Linked DNA regions of Homo sapiens: region 2 is linked to region 1. Evidence: read pairs that join two places in POLR2A ChIA-PET (ENCODE). Cell type or tissue: Panc1. All regions are shown on one strand. Each heading gives the region's core, and the rest is flanking DNA. Links, peaks and the distances in the headings are about the cores only.

Evidence for each region. ChIA-PET counts read pairs that join two places held together with the same protein. Peaks named below come from ENCODE experiments on the same cell type or tissue, not always from the same donor. Only the 100,000 strongest peaks of a DNase experiment are listed, where the experiment ranks them.
Region 2: POLR2A ChIA-PET joins it to region 1 with 12 read pairs; 2 of 35 experiments call an interaction of 5 or more read pairs at or near these places.

Annotation. Positions count from the first base shown.
Region 1 is chr7:76,114,529-76,130,294 of GRCh38, reverse strand. No RefSeq gene overlaps it. Among named protein-coding and RNA genes, the nearest start is that of MDH2, 74 kb to the right of the region's middle. RefSeq lists enhancers at 9,227-9,726, 9,727-10,228, 12,650-12,944. In Panc1, for the core only: no CTCF peak of the experiment used is centred there; no DNase peak of the experiment used is centred there; H3K27ac peaks cover 1,091 bases.
Region 2 is chr7:76,213,772-76,229,537 of GRCh38, reverse strand. All of the region lies in intron 1 of SRRM3 (serine/arginine repetitive matrix 3), which reads right to left. Among named protein-coding and RNA genes, the nearest start is that of SRRM3, 20 kb to the right of the region's middle. RefSeq lists a silencer at 3,860-4,060 and enhancers at 4,405-4,909, 6,248-6,748. In Panc1, for the core only: no CTCF peak of the experiment used is centred there; no DNase peak of the experiment used is centred there.

The DNA.
Region 1 (15,766 bases), core at 3,365-11,364:
CAGCCTCCCAAGTAGCTAGGACTACAGGAGCATGCCACCATGCCCAGCTAATTTTTGTATTTTATGTAGAGACAGGGTTTCACCATGTTGCCTAGGCTGGTCTCAAACTCCTGAGCTCAAGTGATTCAGCCGCCTTGGCCTCCCAGCGTGTTGGGATTAAGGGCGTGAGCCCCCGCACCCGGCCTGTGTTTGTTATTTATTACAGATGGTTCACATGCAGCTAATCCGAAGCCAAATTTATTGCTTTTATTTATTATTCTCCCCATTCTGAACATTTTCCTCCTAACCCTTCTCGTGAGTCAGTTAATGGCGTCATTCTTTACCAAGTTAGCTAAAAAACCTTGGTTTCACTCTTGATTTCTCTTTAACCTCCCTTGGCACCTACAATTTGACCAAGTTCTGTTTGTTCCAACTTAGAAAAGTCTTTTGAATTTTACCTTTTCTACTCCTCTTTTCCAGGTATTTATTTTCTTTTACTTAAACCTTTATAATATACTCTTAATTCCTGTCCATGTCTCTGGTTTCTCTATCCTTCAAGTTGTTCTTACAGCTACCTGCATGATCTTTCTAAAGCACAGATCTGACAACAATAACTTTTTGGATTTACAGTCTTTCTTGCTTCCCCACCGCATGATGAAATCCAGAATAGGCTTAGCAATGGGCTTAGCAATCAAGATTCCCTACCCTCTGGTGCCTTCCTGTGTAGCCAGCATCACAGTTCATCACACGCCAGTGCTCTGGCTACATTCAGCTTGTTGTGAAGCAAACCACAGGCTTGCACATTCGTAGTTCCTTCTTCCTGGAATGTCCTTTCACGTAGAATCCTAATCATCCTTATCAGTCAGGCGTGGTGGTGTGTGCCTGTAGTCCCAATAACTTGGGAGGCTGAGGGATGAGAATTGCTTGAACTTGGAAGGCAGAGGTTGTAGTGAGCTGAGATCGTGCCATTACACTCCAGGCTGGGTGATGGAGTGACACACTGTCTCAAAAAAAAAAAAAAAAAAAAACAGAAACAAAAAAAGGATCCTGTTTGTCCTTTAAGACTCACCCCAAACAGCACCGTTGTAAAGCCTCATCAGACTCCTCCAGCAGATTGCGTTGTTCTTTTCTGTGTTCTCACAGCACTCAATTTTTACTCTCTGATGTAGCAGCTGTCCCATTATATAGCAGTTGTTTACTTACCTTTTTGTTTGTTCCAACCTTGAGCTTGTTAGGGAAAAGGACTAGACTTTCTTTATTTCACTGAGCTTGTTGGGGAAAAGGACTAGACTTGGTTTCTTTCATGTAACCCTAGAGCAGTTGCTGAATGAGCATGAGAAGATCCCATTTGAAATCTGTAGTGCATGAAGAGCAGTCCATCCTGTAGCTATGTGAGACCTCAGACTGATTTTGCATATTTAGTCTCTAGTTCTAAAATCTTTAGATCCTCCTGAATAAATGGAGTAATAACCTTCAGATACAGAGAAATCTTGGAGAATATCTAGATCATTCTAATCCTCTCTTGAATTGCAGACTCCAGTGGGAGGAAGAGGCCTTTGCCAGCAGTCAGAGCAGCCAAGGGGCCCAATCCCTCACATTCTCCAAGTTTGAAGGAAAGAAAACCAACGAGAAGACCCACGAGGTTACCACAGTGAAGAAATCTTCAGTGCGTCTTCCAGGGTCGGATCAAAGAAGGGTAATGTTCTGATACTCTTTTTTTTCTTCTCTGCCTGAGTGAGACACAGAGTAGATCCAAAATGCTTATAGGCTCAGCTTTGTAATTTCTGTCAACTTTTTGAGAACATCAGCTCAGATTTGAGACTGAAATTGGGTTTGAGGGTCAGACAATATATGAAACCCATACTCTCTTTGGTCAAAAGACATTGTGTTTTAGAGAAATTTGTTTACTCTGTAGGAGGAGTCAAGAGAATTGAAATAGGTAGTTTTGTTTATGAAATTCATGCCTATCCAAGTGACTGTCTCTTTGGATGTTTTGTTTTTTGTGCATTTGTGGATCTTGGTTTGTTCTGTGGCATAATACCCTCACTGTTCATAGCTTGTCAGAAATGGTGATTTCTAGGCTTGAAAGTCATCTGAGAGAGAGATTTTCTGCCCGAGAGCTTATTTGAGAGACAGCTTGTGTCTTGGGGAAGTGTATTGAGAGCATATAGGAAAAAGCCCACGTTGGGCTCTTGGGGGGATGAAAGTGAGCCATAGTAGCTGTTTTCCAGTGCATGGGTTTGTATGTAGGTGATCATATTCACCCGGCTTCTTAAAGTGCCATATAACCAGCAAGAAGATTGTCACGTAAGTCACAGGTGTTCTACAATTGAGCAGACAAGCCAGTTGAAATGGCCCAACATGAAGCAAGAAAGAATCTTTGTCGTTAGGCCTTGGTCTCCGAAAATTTATGTTGGTACTCAGAGTTATGCAGTCAATGTGAAATAATGAGGGAGACTGGGAACCGACACTGATGCTGTCAGAAGACCTGTTTTCTGGGAGCCCCCTCTCTTGCTCCCCAGTTCCTACCCTGGGGTAATTGTAATGAGTTCTCCCCTGGAGGCAGGGGAATGAATAATAAGACAGTGTTACCCCTTAAGACCCTTGCCAATCTTCTAGGTTTTGTGACTTTTGCTGTTTCCTTTTGTTTTATTATAAGGAAATAAAAGGAAATATTGCTTACCAAAAACACACTTCTCCTTAAGACATGGATACCAGATGCAGTGGCTCATGCCTATAATCTCAGCACTTTGGGAGGCCACGATGAATGGATCACCTGAGCTTGGGAGTTTGAGACCAGCCTGGGCAACATGGTGAAACCCCATGTCTACAAAAAATACAAAAATTATCCGGAACCACCTGCATGATTACATGATTAATTTGGTTGTTTCTTGGTTGGCTGCCAGTTGTAGCTATTTTGTCTCTACTAAAAAGGGGAAAAAAATTAGCACCTGCCAGAGATTAAATAAGTATGTATTCGGCTCATGATTTATTTATTAGGAGGTGAAATTTCCAGGTGGTTAGTAAGGTGACTTTGGAGTCACTCCTGGTTTGAGTCCTAGCTTTGTCATTTACCACCTTTGTGACCCTGGGCGGACTAACAACTCCAAGTCTTGTCCACACTGAGGGACAGTAATACCTATCAGAGATATGTGATGAGGATTCAATGAGTTGACATATGTAAAGAGCTTAGCATAGTGCCCGACACACACGTTAGATCTCCAGTAAGTGTTAGCTTTTTTAAAATGCAAGTTATTCTTCTGATAGAATAATCTTGCAGGGAGCTAAAGGCCATTTATTATTAAGATCCTTCATTTCTATTTAGCTTAAAGTCTGTTTCTTGATGATACGTAGTGAAATGATAAGTATTTATAACAGATGAAATAGTAAAAAAATTATAAAATTATCAGCTCGAATAGCCTCATTTTGCAGATGACAATATGAAAGTCCATAAATGTTAACTGATTTACCCAAGGTTGCACAATCTGTTTGTGTATGAGAACTCAGGTCTCCTAACTCCTGGGTCAATATTTTTCCATTATATTCCTTTATTCAATGTGTATACTTCAGAAACCCAGGTTATTTAATGTGTATAATAAATAGTAAATATATATATATATAATTAAGTTTCTGTTACTTAAGTACGTAATTGTCATTTATATTCGCTGACTCCCCTTGGTGATTTTAAAAACCTATGTCCCAAAAGCCTCTGTACAGTGTGCATGATACTATGGAAAGAAGATTTACAATTTAGTGCAGAGTCTGTACTTTAAAAAGAAACAATTCTGGAGCTGGGTGCAGTGGCTTCTACCTACCTGTAATCCCAGCTACTTGGAAGACTAAGGTAGAAGGGTTACATGAGCCTAGGAGTTAGTGGCTCCAGTGAGCTGTGATTGTGCCATTGTATTCCAGCCTGGGCAGCAGAGTGAGACACCATCTCTAAAAAAATTAATTAATTAAAAAAAGAAACAATCCAAGTGACTTTTATTTTAAAAATATGTATGCAGAACGGTTTTTACCTTTGTTCTTGTTTCCCCCCGCCCCCCATCTTTTCGAATGGTAGATTTGTACTTTCTATTTTTTGTTCTTTAGTTGCTTTTTGTCAGTAGAAAGCTTTTGGGGATAAAGACCTTAAAGCATTTAAAAATTTATGTTAGAAAAGAAGATTCCATTATGTCTTTGTTTCACAGATCACTTAATATAACTTAGCCAGGTAAATTTTGCATTTCACACTGATTACTTGTTTGGCCATTGTGTTTGGATAAGGTTAGCCTAAGTGCAGTTTTAATGTATTGGGCCTAGACTAGAAACAGACTTTTTGGATTCTGTATTCTTTATCTTCTTTAGTCCATGATGCCCTTGCTCTTGGTATTTTACTTGTTTCTATTAGTAGCATAAAGGAAAGCTTTTACGCCATACATAGCAGCTTGGAAGCAGACAAAATACAAATAAACTTCTATGGAATTTGAAGACTATTTTCACATTCTTTTAGAGTTGGATACGCCTTCAGAGAAAGTAAATCTTGACTGTGAAGACTCAGTTAAAGTGTTTTAGTCTCCACAGTCTGGGTGAGTGAGGAAGTCATAGTGGTTGGCCAAGCTGAGATACTTGCTTATACATTCCAAAGTGCCCTTTTCTTTCAGAACTCCTGTAATCTTGTCATCACAAGTAGAATCTTGTGTACCTCTTTCACAAATGGATCTGAAGACAGTAATCCTACAAAGCATATCTTTTCTTTTTTAGAGTTAAAATACCAATACCACCCAGACCTTAGACTCTAAACACTTTATTCGTTAAAGTGAACCAGGGCTTCTTAGAGAAATGACTGATTCTGGGGCTGGGGCAGGGAAAAAAAGGCCCCTTCAATATTTCGAGGACATTTCAGAAGATCTAGAAGCCAGCTTGGAGGGGTTTCCACTGGCCAAGTCTGGGATAATTTGAGTGTCAAAATAAATAAGGACAATAAGGCCAGGCACAGTGGCTCACAACTGTCATCCCAGCACTTTGGGAGGCCGAGGTGGGCAGATCACCTAAGGTCAGGAGTTCCAGGCCAGCCTGGCCAACATGGCGCAACCCCGTCTCTACTAAAAATACCAAATTAGTCAGGTATGGAGGTACGTGCCTGTAATCCCAGCTACTTGGGAGGCAGAGTCAGGAGAATCGCTTGAACCCGGGAGGTGGAGGTTGCAGTGAGCTGAGATTGTGCCACTGCACTCCAGCCTGGGCAACAAAGTGAGACTCCGTCTTAAAAAAAATAAAATAAAGTGAAGAAATCAATAAATAAGGACCATAAATGAACAAAATCATAATCCATGTGTTAATTTAACTAGTAAAATAGAGAAATACGGCCGGCACAGGGGCTCATGCCTGTAATCCTAGTACTTTGGGAGGCCGAGGCAGGCGGATCACCTTAGGTTGGGAGTTCAAGACCAGCCTGACCAACATGGAGAAACCTGTCTCTACTAAAAAAATACAAAATTAGCTGGGCGTGGTGGCACATGCCTGCAATCCCAGCTACTGGGAGTCTGAGGCAGGAGACTCGCTTGAACCCGGGATGCAGAGGTTGGGGTGAGCCGAGATCATGCCATTGCACTCCAGCTGGGGCAACGAGCAAGACTCCGTCTCAAAAAAAAAAATAATAATAATAATAAAATAGAGAGGTTATAGTCATGTTAGTAGTAAAAATTGATTCAGGTAAAGTTTATCTGGGTGCTAAATCTGGGATGAGGGGAGCGAGTTTCCTAGGAAACAAGTTATGAACATGATCTCAAATTCACTGCCTATGAATTATTTATGTATTTATTTATTTTTCTTTTTTTCCTTTTTTTGTGGAGACGGGAGGTGGGTCTTGCTATGTTGCCCAGGCTGGTCTTGGCCTCAAGTGATCCCACCACTGCAGCCTCAAAGTGCTGGGATTACAGGCGTGAGCCACCATGCCCAGCCAGATTATTCATTAATTATAAATGGAGAAATGGTAACTATAAAATGGGGATGTATGGGGCAAGGATAGATGTTACGTGCTTCCAGACATGACACTTTGAGAACACAACATCATTTATGAAATATCTAAGCTGAAAATTTTTAACAACCTGAATCCAGTCATGAGGACACCCAATCTAAATGACATTCAACAAGATACCTGGCCTGTGTTCTTCAGAAATGTCATGCCGAGAGAAACAAAGGCTGGGAAAATTGTGAACTGCTCATTGTGAACAATTGAGAAAATTGGAATATGGATTTTCAATTGAGTAAAAGTATTGTATCAATGTAAATTTTCCTGAATTTGGTAACTATCCTGTAAGGTACATAAAACAATGGCTTAATCCCTTTGCATTGCTACAGAAGAATACCTGAGGCTGGATCACTTACAAAGGAAAGAGGTTCATTTGGCTCATGGTTCTGCAGGCTGTGGAAGAAGCATGGAGACGGCCAGGTGCAGAGGCTCATGCCCCTAATCCCAACAGTTTGGGAGGCCAAGACGGGCAAATAACTTGAGGCCAGGAGTTGGAGACCAGCCTGGCCAACATGGCAAAACCCTGTCTCTGTTGAAAATACAAAAATTGGCCAGGCATAGTGGCCCATGCCTATAATCCCAGCTACTTGGGAGGCTGAGGCAGGGGTATCACTTGAACCTGGAAGGCAGAGGTTGCAGTGAGCCGAGATTGCGCTGGTGTACTCCCGCCTGGGCTGCAGAGTGTGAGACTCCTTCTCCAAAAAAAAAAAAAAAAAAGAGAGAGAGAGAGAAAGATTGGGCAATGGAAGGCTTGATAATCATGGTCTACTTGCTATTCCTGAAATACAAGCTTTGTTTCTGTATTAAAAACATAAAGTGCAGCCTGGTCCAGTGGCTCATGCTTGTAATCCCAGCATTTTGGAGACTGAAGCAGGAGGATTGCTTGATCCCAAGAGTTCAAGACCAGCCTGGGTAACAGTGAGATCCCATCTCTTAAAAATAATGATAGTAATTAGCCCGGCTAGTGCCTGTAGCCCCATCTATTCTGGAGGCTGAGGTCGGAGGATCATTTGAGCCTGGGAGGTTGAGGCTGCAGTGAGCTGCGATCATGCCACTGTACTCCAGCCTGGGTGACAGAGCGAGACCCTGATTAAAAACAAAAACAAAAAAAAAAAAAAACGCAAGGTGACTTTAAGTTGAAGAGCAAGCACTTGCCATTTGAGCCCTAGGCAAAACTATAAACTGTAATGTGGGTGAGGTTGTTCTTTTCCCTGTTTCCTTCTTCTTCACTTCTTTCACCTTACACACTGAATCCCTATTGGCTGTTCAAACATAACTCACCTCCTCCCTGTGTACCAAACACTTGAACTGTCTCTCACTTTCCCCTCTCTAATCCAAACTTCTGGCCTCTTAGTAGGGGTTGATTTTTAGCAAGCTTAGAGAAAAACAACAAAGTGTTGATTTTAGTAACTTGTATGATCTTAAGTAGCTAATAGAATTAATCTTCATTTACATTTTAAAAGGAGTTTTTTTTCTTTTTTAAGCAAAAGTGTCTCTTTGGAAAAGTATGTGTGGGAGGGAAGCATGTTATAAGCAAAGCAATAAAGGAAATGAGTAGGGTTTTCCTGTCTTTGACTGGTGTACAGACCTCTAAAGTCAGAGGGATTGGTGTTATTCTAAGAGTCTTCAGTCCTCTCTTTGGCTTACTGAGGTAGTTGTAGCATAATCAACAGCTCAGGCTTTGGATTTAAGCGCACAGACCTGGGTTCAAATTCCAGTCTTTATAAGTGACTGCAACATTATTCAAGTTACTTAACATATTCAAGCCCCAGCTTCCTCATTTGTAAATATCATAAGTGTACTACCTGATAGACTTGTGAGGATTATACAAAATAGCATTGTAAAAGTACCTAGTGCATAACAGGCATTACCTATATGTAAGTTTATGCTACCATTATTATTTTGTCAGATGGAATATGTATTATGTTTTTATTGGGTTGAGTGTTCTATCAATGTCAGGTAGGTCAAGTTGGTTGATAACATCATTCAAGTTTTCTGTCTTTACTGACTTTTTAAAAATCACCTCTCTGTCAATTACTAAGCGAGGAGTATTGAAATCTCCAAATATCATTGTGAATTTGTTTCTCCTTTCAGTTCTATCAAATTTTGTTTTATGTGTTTTGAAGCAGTGTTATTAGTATATACAAATTTAGGATTGCTGGGTTTTCTTGAAGAATTAACCCCTTTTTTATGATGAGATACCTCTCTGTGTTCTTGATAATATGGTCCATGTTCTTAAGTTTACTTTGTCTAACATTGGTATAACCACTTAAGCTCTATTTCATTGTTTCAGAGTATCCTCTTCCTTTCATTAGTTTTTAACATATTTGTATCTTTATATTTAAAGTAAATTTCTTACAGACAACATGAAGTGAGGTCTTGTTTTTTAATCTAATCTGATAATCTCTGACATTTAATCAGACTGTTTATAGCACTTATATTTAATGTGATTTTTGATAAGGGAAGTTTTACTCCTGTCATCTTGCTTTTTGTGTTTATCTCATCTTGTTTTAGTTCCATTTCTCCTCTTTTTTTGCCTTCTTTATGACCACACCTTTATCTCCACTATCAGCTTGTTAGCTACACCTCTTTGTTCTGTTTGTTTGGTTTTGTTTGGTTTTTGTTACTGGTTGTTCTGGGGTTTACAGAATACGTCTTTAACTTACCTTCAAATAATATTTATACCACTTTACAGAAAAAAATTTTTTTAATAATAGTATTATACGACTTTACATATAAGAATCTTAAACAAGATTCTTATATTTCTTCCTCCTGTCCTTTGTGCTGTGGTTCTACATGTTACTTGGTGGTTCTTTCATCTTGGGTAGTTTCCTCATATGCATGTGCAGTACTCAGCCACACTCAAGGGAACCCTCTGCAGATACCTGGAGCTTTTTCTGTGTAGCCCTCTCCCCTCCGTAGTGTTTGCATGATATTTTGCCATGCAAATTCTGGTCACATCGGCCTCCCTGAACTCCAAATGCTGTCTCCTCAATTCAGCAAGTCAGCTAGGCTCTGTTTGAGTGGCCTCTCCCTGTGCCATGACTTTAAAACTCTCCCAGCAGTGAGCTGGGACACTCTAGGACAGACTGTATTTGTTTCCCTTCTTTCAGGAGTTAATCTGCTGTTTGCTTGTCATCCAATGTCTGAAAACCTTTTGTTCATATATTTGTCTCACCCTTCAGTTGTTAAGATAGTAGGGTAAACCTGATGCCATCAGAGTATTCCATCATGACTAGAAGCGGAATTATCAGACAGAGAAGGATTTTTGATAAAGAATTTTTTCCTAATCATACAGATGTCAGCACAGTCTTTGGTTTTTTATTTACATAAAAGAATTTTAGAAAAGATGTTGCCCTTTTTGTTTTGAATTAGATTGTACCTGATTTATTTATGTGCTTAAAAAAAATAGGTAGTATATCCAAATGACTCAAACGTAACAGGTATGGTTAGAAGTTTCCTTTCTACTTTGTCTCTCGCCCATCTAGTTCCTAAGTACCACTGCTATTGTTCCCCTACTTTTTTTTTTTTTTTTTTGAGACAGAGTCTCACTCTGTCGCCCAGGCTGGAGTGCAGTGGCACGATCTCGGCACACTGCAAGCTCTGCCTCCTGGGTTCACGCAGTGGCTCCTGCCTCAGCCTCCCGAGTAGCTGGGACCACAGGTGCCTGCCACGACACCCAGCTAATTTTTTGTATGTTTAATACAGACGGGGTTTCACCGTGTTAGCCAGGATGGTCTTGATCTCCTGACCTCGTGATCCGCCCGCCTCAGCCTCCCAGTGTGCTGGGATTACAGGCGTGAGCCACCGCGCCCGGCCTATTGCTCCCCTACTTTCACAGAACTTTTGTTATTAGTTTCTTATGTATCCTTCTGTGCTTTTATTCTAATTTATAAACACATATATTCTTACCCCGCTACCCCCTGTTTTATATAAAACACAGCACAGTGTACATCCCTTACTTTTTTTTTTTTTTTTTTTGAGACCAGGTCTCACTCTGTCACCCAGGCTGGAGTGCAGTCAGACTCCTGGGCTCAAGTGATCCTTCTGCCTCAGCCCCTCCAAATAGCTGGCACTATAGGTACGCACTACCATGCCTGGCTAATGTTTTTACTTTTTGTAGAGAGAGCATCTCACTATGTTGCTAATTTATGTTTTTGCTTCCAATACATTTATGAGCTCTTTCCATATCAGTACACAAGAAGCATACTTTTTAATTTTAAAACCCTATGGCATTTTATTTTATGGATTAAAGGATAATTTATTTAGTCCATCAGTGATGGCCAGTTATTTCCAGTCTTTTGCTATTACAAGTAATGCTAAAATGTACATATTTCATTTGGTACATGTAAAATTTTATTAGTAGAAAATTTTGGAGAAATAGAAATGTTAGGCCAGGCGTAGTAACTCACACCTGTAATCCCAGCACTTTAGGAGGCAAGCGGATCACATGAGGTCGGGAGTTCAAGACCAGCCTGACCAACATGGAGAAACCCCTTCTCTATTAAATATACACAGTTAGCCAGGCGTGGTGGCACATGCCCGTAGTCCCAGCTACTTGGTAGGCTGAGGCAGGAGAATTGCTTGATCCCAGGAGGTGGAAGTTGTTAACCGAGATCGCGCCATTGCACTCCAGCATAGGCAACAAGAGTGAAACTCCGTCTCAAAAAAAAAGAGTCCTGAAGATAAAAGATTATAAGGAGTTACTCTGAGAGCCAGACGCGGTGTTTCGTACCTGTAATTCTAGCACTTTGGGAGGCTGAGATAGGAGGATCACCTGAGGTCAGGAGTTTGAGACCAGCCTGGTCAACATGGTGAAACTCTGTCTCTACTAAAATACAAAATTAGCTGGGCGTGGGGGGGCATGCCTGTAATCCTAGCTACTTGAGAGTGAGGCAGGAGAATCATTTGAACCTGGGAGGCGGATGTTGCAGTGAGCCGAGATCCACTGCGCTCCAGCATGGGCGACAGAGTAAGACTCCGTCTCAAAAAAAAAAAAAAAAAAAAAGAAATTACTCTAAGAAACTGTAGAATAGGCAGGTTAATATCTTTAAAACATACTTTTTCTGGCCAGATGCGGTGGCTCACACCTGTAATCCCAGCATTTTGGGAGGCCGAGGTGGGCGGATCACCTGAGGTCAGGCGTTCGAGACCAGCCTGACCAACATGGCGAAACCCCGTCTCTACTAAAAATACAAAAAATAGCTGGGCATGATGGCACACATCTGTAGTCCCAGCTACTTGGGAGGCTGAGGCAGGAGAATCGCTTGAACCCAAGAGGTGGAGGTTGCAGTGAGCCGACATCACACCACTGCACTCTAGCCTGGCGACAGAGTGAGACTCCGTCTCAAAAAAAGAAAAAAAAAATACAAAAATTAGCTGGATGTGGTGGCACTCACATGTAATTGCAACTAGTTGGAGACTGAGCCAGGAGAATCGCTTGAACCTAGGAGGCAGAGGTTGCAGTGAGCTGAGGTCTTGCCACTGCACTCCGGCCTGGGCAACAGAGCAGTACTCTGTCTCAAAAAAAAAAAAAATCAAATAAAACATACCTTTTTAAAAAATTATTTTTAGGAAATCATTGGGATATGGGGAACTTAAATTCCTTATAAACATTAGAGAGCATAGTTCAAAATCAGGAGGCTTAGAATGTGGTCAAAGACCAAGTGGTAGTTCATACTTTCTGAAAGCACTTACTGCCTATTACAACATCCTTACCTCTCTTGTGTAAATGTCCCATTTTCCTTTCAGTGTGTTTATCTGAAGAGGGGAAAGAATTGTCTGCCCAGCCGGTGGGATAGTGTAGTGCATGTTTCCCTTGTCTCTTCATTGTATGCTTTGTCGTGTTCATCATGCTATTAATACTTTGGATTCATTCTTTCACTTTGATCAGTATGACTCACCAACGAAATGGTGGGTAAATAATTGTGAGTCTCCACACAAACACATTAACCTTTGCCTTTTTGTCAAGTAAAATGGGATTTGGAAAGGTTGTCTAACATTTATAAGTCATCTAACATTTCAGTGCTTCTATTGATTGTTATTCTATTTGTTGACTGGTTTTATAAACTCCAGCAGTCTTTGAGAAGCCTAGTGGTGCCATTTCAGTGTTCATGATTGAAGATATAGATGAAAGCATGGTAGATTTTGGCAAAGAAAATATTAATAGAACAACTTTTATTTCAGTAGGAATATCTTTTAGATAATGTAGTTTTGTCTACTCATACTTCCTACTTGTAAAACAGATTTAGTTTACTTTAAGGTAAGTTGTCCAATCATTCAAACATAAAATGATTTAAATTCAAGTTTAACCTTGATGAAGCATAATTTAAATAACCTTAGGTAAGATACTTAAAGTAATTCCACGCATGGATCTTTTATGTCATGAAACTTTCTATGTTTAATTTTCCCAGCAGAAATTCAGGAAGCAAAAGCCAGTCCTTCCATAAACCGGCGAACCAGCATTGAAACGGATAGAGTGTCTAAGGAGTTCATAGAATTTCTCAAGACCTTCCACAAGACAGGCCAAGAAATCTATAAACAGACCAAGCTGTTTTTGGAAGGGATGCATTACAAAAGGGTAGGTTGAGAATAACCACATAGAAACATAGAGCTTTGGTTTGAGAAAAGGTCTTAGGGATAATATAGTGCAACCTTGTCATTTTATACCGGAGAAAATCAAGACCAAGAGATGTTAAATTACTTACCTAAGAAAAGCCTCTGAATCAAGCTAAAACCCAACTCTGAGGCTAGTACTTTTCCACTGCAACTCAGTGGTGTTTGGATCATCTTTGTGTGGAAATTCTGACCTTGAAGCCACTTGAATTATGTGCTTTTAGTAACAGGCCTTTTTGACTTGTGACCTTGTAAATAGTATAAACTGCCATAGTAGACCTTTAACTCTGTGCAACCATTGTTAGGCCAGTGGCAGTAATTTTAAGGGTTGTTGTTGTGGAATTCTGTTTTGTTCTTTGTATTTTGATTTTGAATTTTTTCATTCAGTTAGAGAAAGGACAGAATTTAGACAATGAAAGGGACTTTAGCAACTATGGAGTTTCAGTCCCTTTATTTTATAGATGAGGAAGTTGAGAGCCAAAGAGGATAAGTGACTTGTCCAAGGTTACACAGCTAGATTTTGCCAATGTCAAGTAGTTGTGACTTCCACACCTGTTTCTTTTATCCATAATTTCTGACCCATAATTTCAGTGGCAATAATTCATAAGACTGCCTGTAAAGGAATTCATTTTGTAAATAGGGATTAATTCTGTTGTAACATTCTATAACCATTAAACTCAGAATTAGCTCCGAAAGTTCCTTCTATGCAGTAAGGAAGTCTTAGAAAGAAAAAGGAAATTAGAAAAGCAGCAGGGGTGTTTAACTGTTTAGCTATATTCTAGCTGGGGTCAGCAATCACTAGGCTAATAAGCAGTGGACTTGTGTTGAAATAATTTTTAGATATTGAATTCAGTTTGTAAAGGAGAAAAGCTTGCTTTCTCGCCCTTCAGAAATGTAATTAGACTGTGTAAGTAAGTAGCTGTCTTTCTCTAGGTATTTTTTCTCTCTAGAGTAAAACATTTGGAGTTAAAACAAGTGAGCTGTTATTGATTTTTTTTTTAAGTTAGGAACCATGATAGATATCCTTAATATGGAAAAATTCAGAGTTCATGTGACATACGTCTTTCATTTTTATCAGAACTAAAAACTGAGGTTTTGTATTTATTCTTGAGCCCACATGAAATGTTGATGGGATAGCTGTACTAACTTAGAATATGTATATTGTAGTACTTAAGCATATATGCTGTATAATAATATGTTTTAGAAAATTGCTCAACTTGGATTTGATGTTTTTCTTTTGCTCGGAAGTGTGATGTGTTCTTGTTCTATAATAATTTAGTAGACTTCTAAATTAGTGTACTAAAGTAAAGAGGTAATTAACTAGTACAAATATCACCATGCCTATTTGTAAGGCATCACTAGTTTATATCAGACACCTGGATATGGCCTCAGATTTCTCCTGTTTGAAGAGCCACTAAGCCACCTATTTTCCATTTCTACACTGTGTGTTTCATAGTTAGGTGGCCAAGTCCTGTGCATGTATCTCCGGTATCTTTAGTGTCCAACATGAAGTCTGCACATACTGTATATGAAAGAGATGTTTTTTAAACTGAATGTCCCTAGAGAAGCCCTTTTGGCCTTTGGCTGCAAGTTAATGTCCTTTCAAATAAGTAAATAAACACTCTTTACACCTGAACTAACCTAACTAACTTCAGATCAGTAATCATATAAATTTCTTGGGGCAGTTCCTCTGACGTTGTGAAGAATGTGGTAGTATAAAATAGCCTTTGTACTCAATTTATCAAAACTGCTTAAAAACTTTAAATTCATGTTATTCCCACCAACTAAACTTTCTAGATGGTATCCTAAGGGCCTATGCAATATAAGAATTCATTCTTACCTGTTTAAAAACTGCCCAGGCAGCCTTGCCATAAACGGATAATTGTTCCTACTGCATCCCACAGTATTTGCTTTCTAAAATTTCTGAGATCCAGAAGAGTGATCCGCTCTTGCCCACATCTTTTCCCACATCATTTCTGTTTTCTCCAATCCCTGTACATGCCGGCGGTGAGCAGCCTTTTCAGCATATGGGTCAACTCCAGAAAAATCTTTTCCGAACTGCATTAAATTGTTTTTTTTTTTTTTTGAGACGGAGTCTCGCTCTGTTGCCCAGGCTGGAGTGCAGTGGCACAATCTCGGCTCACTGCAAGCTCCGCCTCCCAGGTTCACGCCATTGTCCTGCCTCAGCCTCCCGAGTAGCTGGGACTACAGGCACCCGCTACCATGCCCGGCTAATTTTTTTGTATTTTTAGTAGAGGCGGGGTTTCACCATCTTAGCCAGGATGGTCTCGATCTCCTGACTTCGTGATCCGCCCGCCTCGGCCACCCAAAGTGCTGCGATTACAGGCGTGAGCCACCGTGCCCGGCCTGCCTTAAAATTTTTAAGCCATTTTATCTTTATCGAGAAACACTTTATCTACACTTAGATGTTTTTTGTTTTTAGAATTTAAATTTCAGCACCTAATAATTTTCATACCCACTGCAGTATTTCCATGTAATGCTGTACTGTGCAACACATCTCTCTTTCTTTCCTTTCCTTCCTTCCTTTCTTTTTTTGAAGCAGGGTGTTACTCTGTCTCCTAGACTGGAGCCCAGTGGCACAGTCACAGCTCACCACAGGCTTGACCTCCCAGACTCAAGTGATCCTCCTGCCTTAGTCTCCTGAGTAGCTGGGACTATAGGCACACACCACCATGTCTGGCTGAGTTTTTTAGTTTTTGTAGAGACGGGATCTCCCTGTGTTGCCCAGGCTAGTCTTGAACTCCTGAATTACAAGTGATCCTCCCAACTTGGCCTCCCAAAGAGCTGAGATTACAGGTGTGAGCCACTGCACCCAGTGCTATTCAGCAAATATTGTTGTTTGCTAATACTTTTCTGAAGCTTGTTTATTTTGCTCTGTTTTCTTTCTTGCTATTCTTAGTAGCTATTTAATGTTAAAACATGTATACTCTTGTAGTACCTGTATAGGTCCTTTAAACAAGATATTTCCATTGCAAATGAGATAGGCAGCCATGTCATTAACACAAAATCCTTTTATGTTGAACATACGATTGTCACCAGCTACTTTTCTGTTCTTACAAATCATAGCAAGAATTTAAATTGATGAACCAAATTAATAAAGCTTAATTTTTAAATTTTTAAATTTTGAAACCGAATATG
Region 2 (15,766 bases), core at 4,203-12,202, 98 kb before region 1:
ACAAAAATAGGGTGCCAAGGAGGGGGAAGATTATAAGAATATACAGGTGGTCAGAATGCCTAGCTTCAAATATATGAAGGATTGTAGAGGATTTAGGTCAAACCTGGCTGAATCGACTGAGAGGCTTGTTAGAAGTAGTGATGTTTAGCTAGCATTGCCAGATTTGCCAAATAGGAACACAGGATACCCAGTTAAATTAAATTTGAATTTTATATTTGGAACATAATCCTACTAAGAAATTATCCGTTGTTTATCTGAAATTCAAATTTAACTGAGTGTCCTATATTTCATATGTCAGTTCTACCTGGAATCCAACCCAGATCTACTGAATCAAAGTCTCGGCTGGGCGCGGTGGCTCATGCCTGTAATCTCAGCATTTTGGGAGGACAAGGCAGGTGGATCACGAGGTCAGGAGATCGAGACCATCCTGGCTAACATGGTGAAACCCTGTCTCTACTAAATATACAAAAAATTAGCCGGGTGTAGTGGCAGGTGCCTGTCGTCCCAGCTACTCCGGAGGCTGAGGCAGGAGAATGGCGTGAACCCAGGGGGCAGAGCTTGCAGTGAGCAGAGATCATGCCACTGCACTCCAGCCTGGGTGACAGAGTGAGACTCTGTCTCAAAAAAAAAAAAAAAGTCTCTGGGGATGAAATTGCTCACGTCCCCCAGGTTCTCCTGATATAGCCCAAGTATGGACCACAAATTAGGGGGAGGTGGGCAGTGGTCTAGAAATAGCCATTTTCAAATTTTATTGGGCATCAGAATCACCAGGAAGACTTGTTAAGACACAGATTTGTTTTGTTTTGTTTTGTTTGAGACGGCGTCTCGCACTGTTGCCTGGGCTGGAGTGCAATGGTGCGATCTCAGCTCACTGCAACCTCCGCCTCTCAGGTTCACATGATTCTCCTTTCTTAGCCTCCTGAGTAGCTGGGATTACAGGTGCACACCACTACACCCGGCTAACTTTTTGTATTTTTAGTAGAGACAGGGTTTCACTATGTTGGCCAGACTGGTCTTGAACTTCTGACCTCATGATCCACCCGCCTCGGCCTCCCAAAGTGCTGGAATTACAGGCTTGAGCCACCGCGCCCAGCAAGACACAGATTGTTGACTTCGCCCCCAGAGTTTCTGATTTGATAGATCTGGAGTGGGGCTTGAGAATTTGCATTTCTAACAAGTAACACCAATACTACTGGTCCTTAGAATTCCCTAAGAGGAGCAAGGCCCTAGCCAATCTGCAAAACAGAGCCCCAAGATTCTCACAGGCAAGTCATCTAGTGTTGATTTCAGCTCAGTTCAAAAAAGAGTCTTGTCTTGTTTTGTTTTTATTTTATAATAATCAAAACTCTTTAAAAATGAAGCAGTTCTGCCCAGGTGTGGTGGCTTGCACCTGTAATCCCAGCACTTTGGGAGGCAGAGGCGGGTGGATCACTTGAGGTCAGGAATTCGAGACCAGCCTAGCCAATATAGTCAGACACTGTCTCTACTAAAAATACAAAAATTAGCTGAATGTGGTGGTGCGTGCCTATAATCCCAGCTACTTGGGAAGATGAGGCATGAGAATAGCTTGAACCCAGGAGGTGGAGGTTGCAGTGACCTGAGTTTGCGCCACTGCACTTCAGCCTGGGTGACAGAGTGAGATTTCGTCTCAAAAAACAAACAGAAAAACAAAAAACAAAACTAAGCAGTTTGTCGTAGGATGAATGAGGTCCCTATTACAGGAATTGTTCAAACATGAGATAGAAACGATATTCAAGCATTCACTCAACAAACACTCACCCAACATCTACTCTTGGCCTCACGTTATTAAAGGCTGTGGGTATAGAGATGAACATGACCCCATCATGGCCCTGTAGAAGCTCACAGGCTGGTTCAGGAGACTGACAGGTAAACAGCAGCATAGTGTGATAAAAGAGAACTGGAGAAGTGTCTGTAGCCCTGCTTGGTTCGTCAAGGCAGGCTTCCCAGCAAGGCTGGGAGGGAGCAGGAGGCAGGGCTGCCAGAGCCAGTGAGGACAACCAGGATTCAAGAAATAAATGGGCCAATCTGGCAGGGTTTGTAATTGACTGGATGTGGGATGGGGGAGGCAGCTTAGATGACACCGGGTCTCTGGCCTGGGTGACCAGGTGGATGGTGCAGCCATTTATTGTGATGGGGAACACGGAGAACAAATTGGAGGTGCTTGAGGGTGAGGGGTTTGCAGGGGCAAGCAGGCAGATATGGAGTCTAGAGCTATAATCTGAACCCTAACTCTAACTTGTTCTGGTCTTTGGGGGCATTGACACTGTACTTCTTTGGAGGCAGAGCAGCACATGGGAAGTCTTTACCCTACCACTGATTGGCTGAGAGCAGCACATGGGAAGTCTTTACCCTACCACTGATTGGCTGAGAGCAGCACATGGGAAGTCTTTACCCTACCACTGATTGGCTGAGAGCAGCACATGGGAAGTCTTTACCCTACCACTGATTGGCTGAGAGCAGCACATGGGAAGTCTTTACCCTACCACTGATTGGCTGTGAGACCATGAACAAGTCCCTTCCCCTCTCTGCACCCTTGTTTCTCCCACTGAACAATGACTCAAAGACCCCAAGGGTCCTTTCCTACTCTGGAAGTCTGGGTAATACTAACTCTAAGTGTGTGGCACCAGGCTGGGTGTGGTGGCTTATGCCTGTAATCTCAGCACTTTGGGAGGCCGAAGCAGGTGGATCACCTGAGGCCAGGAGTTTGAGACCAGCTTGACCAACATGGTGAAATCCTGTCTCTACTAAAAATACAAAAATGAGCTGGGTGTGGTGGCACATGCCTGTAATCCCAGCTACTTGGGAGGCTGAGGCAGAAGAATTGCTTGAACTCAGGAGGCGGAGGTTGCAGTGAGCTGAGATCACACCGTTGTACTCCAGCCTGAGGAACAAGAGCAAAACTCCATCTCAAAAAATAAAATAAATAAATAAATAAATAAATAAATAAATAACACCAGACCTTCAGCCCACTTCCTTTCTGCTGATACAGCCAGGAGCCGGGGCCCCACCGGCCACCCTTAGAGTTCAACTGAGGCTGTCCCCAGCACTGGGTCAGCTCCCAAGGGCAAGCCCAGATGCTGGAGCCAGCCAAACCCATGTGTAGATTAAGTCATGAAGCCCTAGTTTAATGCTTGCCAAAGGGGCACACTCCTTCTTCTACAAGCCAGGAAGTGGTTAAAAGCCTAGAGGCCTGATTTCCCAGCCTCCTGGCTGGGTCCCTGGAGTTGCCTCCCTCCCACAAGCCCAAGCCTGGGTTTCCTGAGCAAGCCTGGGTGTGGACACAGTGGGCCACAAACTGGATGCTGCTACCTGCAAGTGATTAATTGAAGGTGAAACAGCTCATCTGTACTGCAGGGTCCAGCCTGTTTCGGAAAGTCAGCTGCTGACAGGCACAGAGGCCTCTTAGCTAATGAGGTCAGCACTCACCCTGGGGCTCAGAGGGAGAAGATGCTCAGATCGTAGTGACCTGGTCAGGTCTGGGGGAGAGGGAATGGGCTGTAGTGAGAAGTGGACCACAGATGAGTCTGGGAAGAGGCCCAGCCCTGCCCTGGGGACCCCTGATTTGAGAGGGAGACAGGAGAGTGATCTTTGGGAATTCATAAGCTGAGAGACCTAGGGCACGTGACTTCAACTCTCTGGGTCTCAGTTTCCTTGCCTGTAAAATGAAACTATTTAATAATAGCATCTTCCTCATAGGTTTGTTGTAAAGGACTAATGCATGGGAAATGCCCTCACAGTACCTAGTATGCAATGAATGTCTCGTAAAAGGCACTGGAGATTAATTATTATTATTATTATTGTAGAGACAGGGTCTCACGTTGTTGCCCAGGCTGGTCTCAAACTCTTGGCCTCAAGTGATCCCCCGCCTTGGCTTCCCAGAGCACTGGGATTACAGGAGTGAGCAAACTCCTCCCTGCTCCCCTTGTCTCTGGCAGCGTCGCAGTCCTCCAGCACCACGGACAGCACCCCCATCACCAGTTCAGGGGGCCCCATTTGCTGCCGGGGCTGAGAAGCCTCTTTTGCCGGGGAAAGGGGCGGGGGGGGCGGGGAGGGGGGCAGCACCGTTCCTCTAGGGGCTTTTTTTTCCTGGCCTTGCCAGCCAGAGGCATGCCTCCCCAGAGGTAATGTCAGGACTCAGAGCCTCCACACGCTCAAAGGTACAGATTCCCACAGCTTCAAGTAAGCACTTGAGCACTTCGTCTGTGGTCACACAATTTAACCACCTTCTTACTTCTAAGATCTTTCTGCTGTCTTCTACTGGGGCCAGGAAAAAGAGTGTTAGACCAGGACAAGGACTTGGAGTCAGAAGACTTTAGCTTAAATTCTGGCTCCACTACTTCTGCCTGGGTGATCAGGAAAAGTCATTAAACTTCTCCGAGCCTCAGTTTCCTCATCTGTAAAATGGAGTGTTGGGATTCGGTCAGGCTGGTGGAAAAAATATTAGTTATGATAGCCACAAAACCCTTTCGGAAGGCCTGAGGGTTTTCACATGACTTCGGTAATAGACCGGGGCGAAGGTGGGCTGGTCCCATTACCTTCAGTTAAATAGATTAGAGTAGTAAATAACGGGATGTGGGGAAGTTATCTAGTTAACTTGTTTACTCATGTGGTCTCAAGACGAGCCTTTGATGTGTGCTTTTTACTCGGGAAGTCCTCAATGTCAATTACCTCTAATGGCGCTGACTCAAGCTTTTGTTAACTAATCTTAATGAATAAATGTGAGTCTCCCTAGCTGATCGGGGCGGCCACAGTGACAAACCTCTCTTGGTGTGTAGGCGGTCACTCAGCAGGACTGGCAAAACAGAATCTCTGTGTATCAGTGTACGTTTTATTCATCATTTGGGTCAGGGTCTGTGGGCAGACCCTCGTAGCTAATACCCTCTTGTGAGGAGCAATACCTCGACGGAGACAATATTCCCTAGTCTTGTAGCTTGTAGCTTAGTGGGATCATTCATTCATCCTTTCTTGCGGTAACAGGCTTGTTATGAAGAGATTCTGATGCCATTCTCCCACCCACCCACCCAGTCCTGCAGGAGCAAAAAAGAGACCAGGGAGGCTCTACCTTTGCCTAGGATGGTCAGGGAAGGTTTCATGAAGAGAATGATGTTAGACATGTGCCTTTGAAAGATGTGTCTTTGGCCGGGCGCGGTGGCTCATGCCTGTAATCCTAGCATTTTGGGAGGCCAAGGTGGGCAGATTGCCTGAGCTCAGGAGTTTGAGACCAGCCTGGGCAACATGGTGAAACCCGGTCTCTACTAAAATACAAAAAATTAGCCAGGACTGGCAGTGTGCGCCTGTACTCCCAGCTACTCAGGAGGCTGTGGCAGGGGAATCGCTTGAACCCAGGAGCGGAGCTTGCAGTGAGCTGTGATCGTGTCACTGCACTCCATCCTGGGGGACAGACCAAGACTCTGTCTCAAAAAAAAAAAAAAAAAAAAAGAGGGAAGGGAAGAGAAGGGAGAGGGAGAGAGGGGAAGTGGGGGCAGGGGAGAGGGGAAGTGGGGGCAGGGGAGGGGGAATTGGGGGGAGGGGAGGGGATGCTCTGTCAAAAAAAAAAGAGGGAAGGGAAGAGAAGGGAGAGGGGGAGGGGGGCAAGTTGGGGGAGGGGAGGGAAGGGGTGGGGAGGGAAGGGAAGGGAAGGGAAGGGAAGGGAAGGGAAGGGAAGGGAAGGGAAGGGAAGGGAAGGGAAGGGAAGGCAAAAGCCAAGGGCATGTTAAGATCCAGGGACCCTTGGCTAAGAGGGCTACAGTGGAATGGAATTTATGATCCAGGAAACTGCATTCCTGTGAAGGTGGTGGCTGCAAACGCAGGATGAGACCTTCCAGAGAAAAAGCCCAGTGTGGTGACAGCAGGTGGGCAAGGATGTGCCTCCTGAGGAAAAAGATTCTTTCCAACTGTCAGAAACGAGACAGAACTGATAAATACCCATGAAACCAGGTCCTTAAGTTGTGAAACTCATTCTGGGTCTTGTTAAAAATAAGTGTGTGCAACAATCGTTTGTCAAGATACTTTATCAAGCTGGAAAAGAAAAGCCATCTGCATCATGTCCAAGGAATCTAGGTGTGTCCCCACTCCAAATCCTGGCATTGAAGCCAGGTGCAGCCATGACAGGGACATATTCCCTGGAGCACTCTCCTGCTGACCCTTCCCTTCCCTGTGTAAGGACCCTTCTGCAGACCTCCAGCCTTGAACACTTTATATTGAAAGCTTCCCCTGTGCTCACTGCCCAAGAGCGTGGGGCTGGGGGGGTAAGGACCAGAGGACCAAGAGACACCCCATCAACTTCAGGGTTGGGTCATTCATTCAGGTCACAGCTATTTGTGAGTGGCTACTCTGGGGTTCACCAGAGGACACGAGAGAAATGCAGAAGGAGAAGCACTGGTGCTTATCATGCTGGGGATGATGGATGCATGGCAGAGACATCTAACAGCTGGGGTGCGTCAGGAGAGGAGCATAGCTAGGAGGTCTCCCTGGAGGAGAGATCTTGAAGCATAAGTAGGAGTTGGCGGGACAAAGGAGGAGGAGAAGGATGTCCTGGTCAGGGTGTGGGGGTGAGCAGGAAGAAGGCATGGAGAGGAAAGAGGGAAAAGCATGGACTTGAAGCTGGGCGCGGTGGCTCAATCCTGTAATTCCAGCACTTTGGGAGGCTGAGCCAGGAGAATCATTGGAGGTCAGGAGTTCGAGACCAGCCTGGTCAGCCTGGCCTGTCTCCACTAAAAATACAAAAATTAGCCAGGCATGGTGGCGGGTGCCTGTAATCCCAGCTACTTGGGAGGCTGAGGCAGGAGGATTGCTTGAACCCAGGAGGCAGAGGTTTCAGTGAGTCAAGATCACGCCACTGCACTCCAGCCTGAGAGACAGAGGGAGACTCCATCTCAAAAAATTAAAAAAATTAAAAAAACAAAACAAAACATGGGCTTGTCTTGCTGAGCCCACTAAGCCAGGAGGGGAGGGAGGGCCAGGTCCCCAGGGCCTTCAGACTCAGGCTGAGGACCTAGGACCACACCCTGCAGGCAATAGGGAGCCAGTGAAGGGTATTGAGCTGGGGAGGTCAGATTTGCATTTTGGAAAGATCTCTCTTGCAACTTTTTTTTTTTTTTTTTTTTGAGACGGGGTCTCCTATCACCCAGGCTGGAGTGTAGTGGTACAATTATGGCTCACTGCAGCCTCTACCTCTTGGGCTCAAGTGATCCTCCCACCTCAGCCTCCCAAGTAGCTGGCCACTACTACACACAGGTGCATACAACCATGTCCAGCTAGTTTTTAGAAGTTTTGTAGAGACAGGGTCTCACTAGTTTGTCTCTAACTCCTGGACTCAAGCAACCCTCCTGCCTTGGCCTCCCAAAGCTCTGGGATTGCAGGTGTGAGCCACTGTGCTCAACTCTCTCTTGCAACCTGATGCCCTCAGGCCCTTAAAGGATAACTGATAACCCAGTCCACATGAACCAAGACAGACCCGTGCCGATCAGCCAGTAGCAGATGGGTTCAAATCACTTACTATGTGTGCGTAGTGACTTAACCTCTTTCTTATCTGTAAAATGGGGTTAATATAAGTACCCGCACCTCAGGGTAAGGAGTAAAGGAATAACGTGTGTACAGTGCCTGGGTAGGCGATAAGCTCTATGCATTAAGTGTTAGCTGTTATCAGCCATGAACTATGCCAATCAGTCTAAACCATTACAGGCATGAGTTAGACCAGGAGGAAATATAGATCCATATAAATCAGAACAGATCAGGTCAATAATTACCATTTTAAATCATTACAAACACTCATAGCCCAATCATGGTACTTTTCACAGATACAAACCCACACAGACCAGTAGAGACCAGTAGAGACGGGTAAGAAGAGGGCAGGTGCGGGGCGCGGTGGCTCACGCCTGTAATCCCAGCACTTTGGGGGGCCGAGGCGGGTGGATCACAAGGTCAGGAAATCGAGACCATTCTGGCTAATACGGTGAAACCCCGTCTCTACTAAAAATATGAAAAATTAGCTGGGCGTGGTGGTGGGCGCCTGTAGTCCCAGCTAGTAGGGAGGCTGAGGCAGGAGAATGGTGTGAACCTGGGAGGCAGAGCTTGCAGTGAGCTGAGATCATGCCACTGCACTCCAGCCTGGGCGACAGAGCGAGACTCCGTCTCAAAAAAAAAAAAAAAAAAAAAGAGGAGGGCAGGCCCAGTGGCTCAAACCTGTAATCCCAGCAATTTGGGAGGCTGAGGCGGGTGGATCACCTGAGGTCAGGAGTTCGAGACCAGCCTGGCCAACATGGCAAAACTCTTTTACTAAAAATACAAAAATTAACTGGGTGTGGTGGCGGGCACCTGTGAACCCAGCTACTTGGGAGGCTGAGGCAGGAGAATCGCTTGTACCCAGGAGGCGGAGGTTGCGGTGAACTGAGATTGCGCCACTGCACTCCAGCCTGGGCAACAAAGTGAGACCTTGTCTGGAAAAAAAAAAAAAAAAAAGACGGGTAAGAAGACACTGCAGGGAGAGGCCTGGGAGGAGGTGGCTCAGGGAGCGGGCAGAGCCCAGTGAGCTTCCTCCATGACTCCTTGGAGTCTCTCTGGAGAGGCGCTGGTGCTGGCACGGCTGTTTGTTACCCAACCCTCCAGAAGACGCGGTGGGGGGAGGGGAACTGCTGAAAGCCTTGCTTTCAATAATTCAGCAGCTGGAGCTTCCTGCTGCCCCTGCTGGAGCTGGAGGAAAATCTTGGCCAGAGCCCCAAGGCTGGGGCTGGCTGGGGGTGGGAGGGCTGGTTCCTGGAGGGGCAGGCAGCCTGGCTTGCAAGGGTGCGGGCACTGCAGCTCTGTGTTTTGACCATAGCCCTTGTGGTCCCTCTTCTGCCCTCCCCTTTTCAGTCTAGGGCTGGGTCCAGCCATGCCTGGGCAGGACTCGGGCTGACCCTTTCCCTGCCGTCTCAGTCTGTGCTGGGCAATGGAGGTGGCTGGGCTGGCAAAGTTTCCAGGGCCAAGATGGGGTGTCCGGGGCCGGTGAGGCAGAGAGGGCGAGCCTGCAGACCACAGGAGAAAGCCCTGGTGGCTTAGCTGGCAATGTGCCCAGTCCTACGCTATCCCTGTCCAGCTCCACACCACATTCCACTCCACCCAAGAATGCACTGACCCATGCTGTTCCTCATGCCTGGAAGGTTCTTCCTCATCTACCCTTCCTGCAAGACTGCTCAAGCATCACCTCCTCCGTGAAGCCTTCCCTGACTGCCTGGAAGGACTCCCTGGGGGACGTGCCTCTGCTGTCACCCTGTGGCTACTACTCGCAATCTAGCATGACTGTTGCTCCTTGGCTGACTGAGGGCTGTCCAAGGGCAGAGACTGGGCCAATCCACATCTGTATCCCTAGTGCTCAGCACAGGGCTTGGCACAGAGCAGCCACCTGGGACTGTTTGCTGAGACCCCGCCTGTGTTTGCACCGATGGGAGCTCACTACTTATTGTTTTACCACCATCATCTCTGGGAACTACAGAGGGAGAGGTCCTTGGTCACTGCTCTCACTATGCCTAGACTATGTGCATGCTGACATTTGCATGGGCCTCATGGTCATCTACTTTGTAAGCCCTCGAGTCCAGCCTTGTCTTTGTTTGTTTGTTTGTTTGTTTTTGAGACAGTATCTCGCTGTGTTGTCCAGGCTGGAGTGCAGTGGTGTGATCTCGGCTCACTGCAACCTCCACCTCCTGGGTTCCAGCCATTCTCATGCCTTAGCCACCCAAGTAGCTGGGATTACAGGCGTGTGCCACCATGCCTGGCTAATTTTTTGTACTTTTAGTAGAGACGGGGTTTCACTATGTTGGCCAGGCTGGTCTCAAACTCCTGACCTCAAGTGATCCACCCACCTTGGCTTCCCAGAGTGCTGAGATGACAGGTGTGAGCCACCGCACCCGGCCCCAGCCCTGTCTTTGAATAGATAGGAAGGACTTCTCTGGTCAAGGCTCCTGTCTTTGTTGGCTCTGATTTGGGTTCCTGGAGCAAAGATTTGGGTGGCAACCAAGCAGGCTGCCCAGGGCATCCCCTCAGGCTTCTGCTGGGCTGGCTGAGATCAAAGAGAAAGCCGGCTGGGGGCTGGAGCATCACTGACAAGGGACAAGGAGGGACAAGGAGGCCTCCACTGTCTGCTGCCTCCAGAGGAGTCCACAGTACAGGTAATGCAGCCCAGGTGAGAACAGGTAACAATGCTCAGGTGAGATCAGTGCAGATTGATGTAGCCCAGGACAGGTCATACAGAGCCTTGTAAATGGGACAGACCCAGCCAAGCCAGGAGCTCAGACCGACTGATCAACAGAGGACAGTGGGGACACTGCACACCAGCATGACAGACAGCTGGAAGGTATCAGAACAAGCAACACTGGCTACTGAAAGCAATACAGGCCGGGTATGGTGGCTCACGCCTGTAATCCCAACACTTTGGGAGGCTGAGGCAGGTGGATCACTTGAGGCCAGGAGTTCAAGACCAGCCTAGCCAACATGGCCATCTCTACTAAAAATACAAAAATTAGCCAGGCATGGTGGCTGGTGCCTGTAATCCCAGCTACTTGGGAGGCTGAGGCAGGAGAATTGCTTGAACCTGGGAGGCAGAAGTGGCAATGAGCCAAGATCACGCCGCTGCACCCCAGCCTGGGCAACAAGAGCGACACTCTGTCTGAAAAAAACAAAAAACAAACAAACAAAAAGGCCAGGTGTGATGGTGCATGCCTATAGTCCCAGCTACTTGGGAAGCTGAGGCAGGAGAATCTCTTGAACCCGGGAAGCAGAGGTTGTAGTGAGCCGAGATTTCACCACTGCAATCCAGCCTGGGCAACAGAGTGAGACCTTGCCAAAAAAAAAAAAAAAAAAAAAAAAGAAAAGAAAGCAACACAGACGAGTTCAACCTAGTAGACAGATCTGTAGAGGCCAGAACTGATATGAAATAAGCAAGTAGTGGTTTGGTCTCTTCTCCCCTGCATTCTAGAGGAACAAAAGAATCCCTGCCTTACTCAGTCTTCCTGCTCTCTGTCAGGGCCCTCAGTGGCCTTGTGGGAGGCTGAAGCCTTGCCACCAAGAGCAGACAGCTTCCCTGGGGCTGCTGAGCAAGAATGGAGATGGGGGTGGGGTGGAGGGTGGGGAGAATGTTCTACAGAAGCAGCTTCAGCTTAGCCCAAGAAAGAACAGTCTTATGACTGAGCTGTCACCGATGGCAGGTGGCGGTCTCTGTGTCCCGGGAGGGTGCAAATCAGATGGCCTTGGTGGAGATATGGAGGGAGAGCCACCTGTGTGTCAGAAGCCCATGCTCTCTGAGGACCCTCCCAAGCTGGCCTTGAGGACTGACCCTGCAGTGAAATCGGAGAAGCCTGTGTGCTTTACCCAGTTTTCATCACCTCCTTCTCCTTCCCCCAGGATCAGATCCCAACCCCCGCTCCAGGCTCACACCTGGGAGCTAGGCAGAGGAAGGCACGATGGGCTAGAAGTTGTATAACCAGATCCCTTTTCCTTTCTGAGCCTCAGTTTCTCTTATCTGGACCAAGTGTCAGGGGCCTGGATACTGGCAGGGCTTGGGTAGTGTTAGTCTAAACTGCACCATTTTGTAAGCTCCCTGCTATTTTGCAGACCTTAGTCAAAGTGAAACACTTCACAGTGGTTCGGGTCGTGAGAAACATCCTACCTAACCACCTGACCACAAGGTGGACAAAGGCCCGACTGAAGAAACAGCCTTCCTCTTACGATATTCTGCTGGGAGAAAATGCAAGGAGTACCACATTCTGCTGGAACAAGGGCCAGAACTGCCTCATTATTGGGACATCTTATCAATATCCTGCTGGGCAAGCCATACTGCCTAGACCCCTCCTGCCCATACCTATAAATTGTGCCAGCCTGTAAGCAGTGGTGGGCTCTGACATTAGGTTGGTCCCCCACTTCTGAAGGTTTTATGCTGGACGTAAAACCTGCATTTGCGCCCAGGTGTGATGGCTCACGCCTGTAATCCCAGCGTGATTGGGAGGCCGAGGTGGGTGGATCACCTGAGGTCAGCAATTTGAGAACAGCCTGGCCAATATGGGGAAACTCAGTCTCTACTAAAAATACAAAACTTAGCCGGGTGTGGTGGCAGACGCCTGTAATTCCAGCTACTCGGGAAGTTGAGGCAGGAGAATCGCTTGAACTTGGGGGAAGGAGGTTGCAGTGGGCAGAGATTACACCATTGCACTCCAGCCTGGGGGACAAGAGCAAAACTTCATCTCAAAAAACAAAACAAAACAAAAGCTGCATTTGCTTTTGAGCCGTGCTCTTTCTGTGTGTGTGTCTTTCTATAATCCTCGCCTTCCCTTCAAAACCTAACAGGGGGAGCTGGGCTCTGAGTCCCTGGAAGTGCAAGACTAACAAGAATCAAAATTGGATGGTGATGTGTACCCCTACCCTACCCCTACCCAGGCCAGAGCTATCAGCAGGAAGGGTGTGTGCTGGACAGACAGTCCGGCCCCTTCCACCTGCTGAGGAGGGTGACAGGAGAAGCCACAGGCAGCTGCCTCCACTGCCCATACAATCTCATTATGGAACATTCCCTCTATTGACTCAGCTCCAATCAAGCTGGCTGCCTGGGGGGCATCCCCTCAGGTTTCTGCTGGGCCGGCTGAGATCAAAGAGAGAGTCGGGCTGGGGGCTGGAGCATCACTGACTTTCCCATCGATCCAGATGCGCCTCTCGTTGCTAGGCAACAGCCTCCAGTCTCTCCCGGTCTTTCCTCCCCCGAGGGGCTGCAGAATTGGACAGTAAAAGGGGAGAGAGGGAGAGACCCCACATTCACTCTCCATGTCATCCCCTCCCAAGCTAGAAACCTCTGTCACCAACCTGGGAACCTCTCCTCCCCAGAAAGCAATTCCCCTGTCCATGTTGAGAGCCTGACCCTCCCACCAAAATGAACCTCTTCTCTCTCCTCACATTTGTATGCACCTCCAGTGTACTGGAAATCCATTCCTCCTCTGCTCCATGTAAGCATTCTCTCAGGAAGACAGGCCAGGGACTCGCCATTGAAGAAATCAAGGCTCAGAGAAGGAAGGGACCCTCAAGGACTCAGTGGAAAAGTCAAGATAAGACTGCAGGCTCCCTGTCCAGGCTCAGTGGCTCATGCATGTAATCCCAGCACTTTGTGAAGCCAAGGTGGGAAGACTGCTTGAACCCAGTTCAAGACCAGCCTGGGGGCAGGCACGGTGGCTCACGCCTGTAATCCCAGCACTTTGGGAGGCCGAGGTGGGAAGACTGCTTGCACCCAGGAGTTCAAGACCAGCATGGGGGCAGGCATGGTGGCTCATGCCTGTAATCCCAACACTTTGGGAGGTCGAGGCTGGGGGATCACCTGAGGTCAGAAGTTCACGACCAGCCTGGCCAACATGGTGAATCCCCATCTCTACTAAAATGACAAAAAATTAGCCAGATGTGGGCCGGGCGCGGTGGCTCACGCCTGTAATCCCAGCACTTTGGGAGGCCAAGGTGGGCAGATCACGAGGTCAGGAGATCGAGACCATCCTGACTAACACGGTGAAACCCCGTCTCTACTAAAAATACAAAAAAAAAAAAAAAATTAGCTGGGCGTGGTGGTGGGCACCTGTAGTCCCAGCTACTGGGGAGGCTGAGGCAGGAGACTGGCATGAACCCGGGAGGCGGAGCTTGCAGTGAGCCAAGATCGCACCACTGCACTCCAGCCTGGGCGACAGAGTGAGACTCTGTCTCAAAAAAAAAAAAAAAAAAAAAATTAGCCAGGTGTGGTGGCACATGCCTGTTGTTCCAGCCACTCAGGAGGCTGAGACAGGAGAACATTTGAACCTGGGAGGCAGAGGTTGCAGTGAGCTGAGATCATGCCATTGCACTCCAGCCTGGGCGACAAGAGTGAAACTCTGTCTCAAAAAAAAAAAAAAAAAAACCAGACTGGGCAACATAGCAAGACCCTGACTCTACACAAAATAATAATAATAAAAAAATTAGCCAGTGTAGTAGTGCACGCCTGTAGTCCCAGCTACTCGGGAGGCTGAGGTGGGAGGATCATTTGGGCCTAGAAGGTTGAGGCTGTAGTAAGCTATGATTACACTACTGCACTCCATTCTGGGCAACAGAGCCAGACCCTGTCTAAAAAAAAAAAAAAAAAAAAAAAAAACTGCGGGCTCCTAACTCCCAGCCCAGTATTGGACTAAATATGGGAGCCATTTAATCTTCAGAGAATGTCTCTAAAGACAAATGCACACTCCCATTTTTCAGTGGGTTGGCTTTTTTTTTCTCTCTTCCCAAAACGTAGGATGCATTTCATAGTAGTTTTTTTTGTTGTTGTTTCAAGTGCTATAATTTAAAACTGTTAGTTGTGCTTTAAAACAGGCATAAAAATGTACTGTGGGTTTTGGGGGCTGTAATTGACTAAATAATGCAAATCTGATCATTTTATCACAGTTTAATATTTTGCATATTTTATCTACCCTATACTGCTCATCTTTCCTGTTTTTTTTTTTTTTTTTGAGTGAATATATGCACGTCATCCTAGCAGTTGTTATGTGGTGACCTACTTATTTCATGACTTATTTAGAATTTTAAGATCTCTCTCCCTCTGAGGTCTTTACAGCCCTTGGGGATGGAGGAAGGAAAGTCTCCCAGCTGGGCACAGTGGCTCATGTCTGTAATCCCAGAACTTTGAGAGGCTGAGGTAAGAGGATCACTTAAGATCAAGAGTTCTAGACCAGCCTGGGCAACATAACAAGACCCCATCTCTATTTTTTTTTTCTTTTTACAAAAAGGAAAGTTTCTCAGTCTTCCCACTGGTCCCTGCCAAACCTTTCCTTAAACAACTAAGGGAGAGGAAGAGTTGATGTGTTTCCCAAGGTGTGAGGGGCCAGAACTCAGAAGTTGGGGCTCCCTGAGAGGTGCCAGGAGGTGCACAGTCCCTGAGCAGCGGTCCTGGTGGCCTTGGAACTGCCACTGCCTGCCACCTGCACACTCCCAGCTGTTAGCATGGTGACAGCTCCTCCCCGACTCCCCTGCCCGGCACCAGTCACACACTTCAACTCTGAGGAGCACAGCTTTTCAAGGTCCTTGACAAATGGTAACCAATTAATGTCAATTAATCTGATTAGCCTAAATAGTTAATTAAGCAGCTAATTTACAACATCATTGACAACAACCCACGGCTCCTGAGGGATGGTGGGTGGGAGGTAGGAATGGCAGGGGTGCTGAAGGGAGGTCTTCCTTGCCCTGGGAACAGGTGAGCCCCTTAATGTCGGATCGGGAGTGGGAGCTCCTGGTGCAGCAGTGGCCTCTCCAAGTCTCCACTCTGCTCTGCCATCATCCGAGAATCTCCATCAGGGTACCCAGCCCCAGGCCAGGCTCAAAGGGGCTGATTTCTGTGGGACAGGGTGAACCACAGCATGGTGGAGGAGGGAAAAGGCCTCCTGTCTGGGAAACTATTCCACCCTAAAATCCCAGAGAGGGTTGGGCGCAGTGGTTCACGCCTGTAATCCCAACACTTTGGGAGGCTGAGGTGGAAGGATCACTTAGTCCAGGAGTTCAAGACCAGCCTGGGCTACATGGTGAGACCCCCCCATCTCTACTAAAAATTAAGAAAAAAAAATTAGCCAGGCATGGTGACATGCACCTGTAGTCCCAGCTACTTGGGAGGCTGAGGCAGGAGGATCGCTTAAGCCTGGGAGTTCGAGGCTGCAGTGAGCTATGATTGTGCCACTGCATTCCAGCTTGGGTGACAGAGCAAAATCCTGTTAAAAAACAAACAAACAAA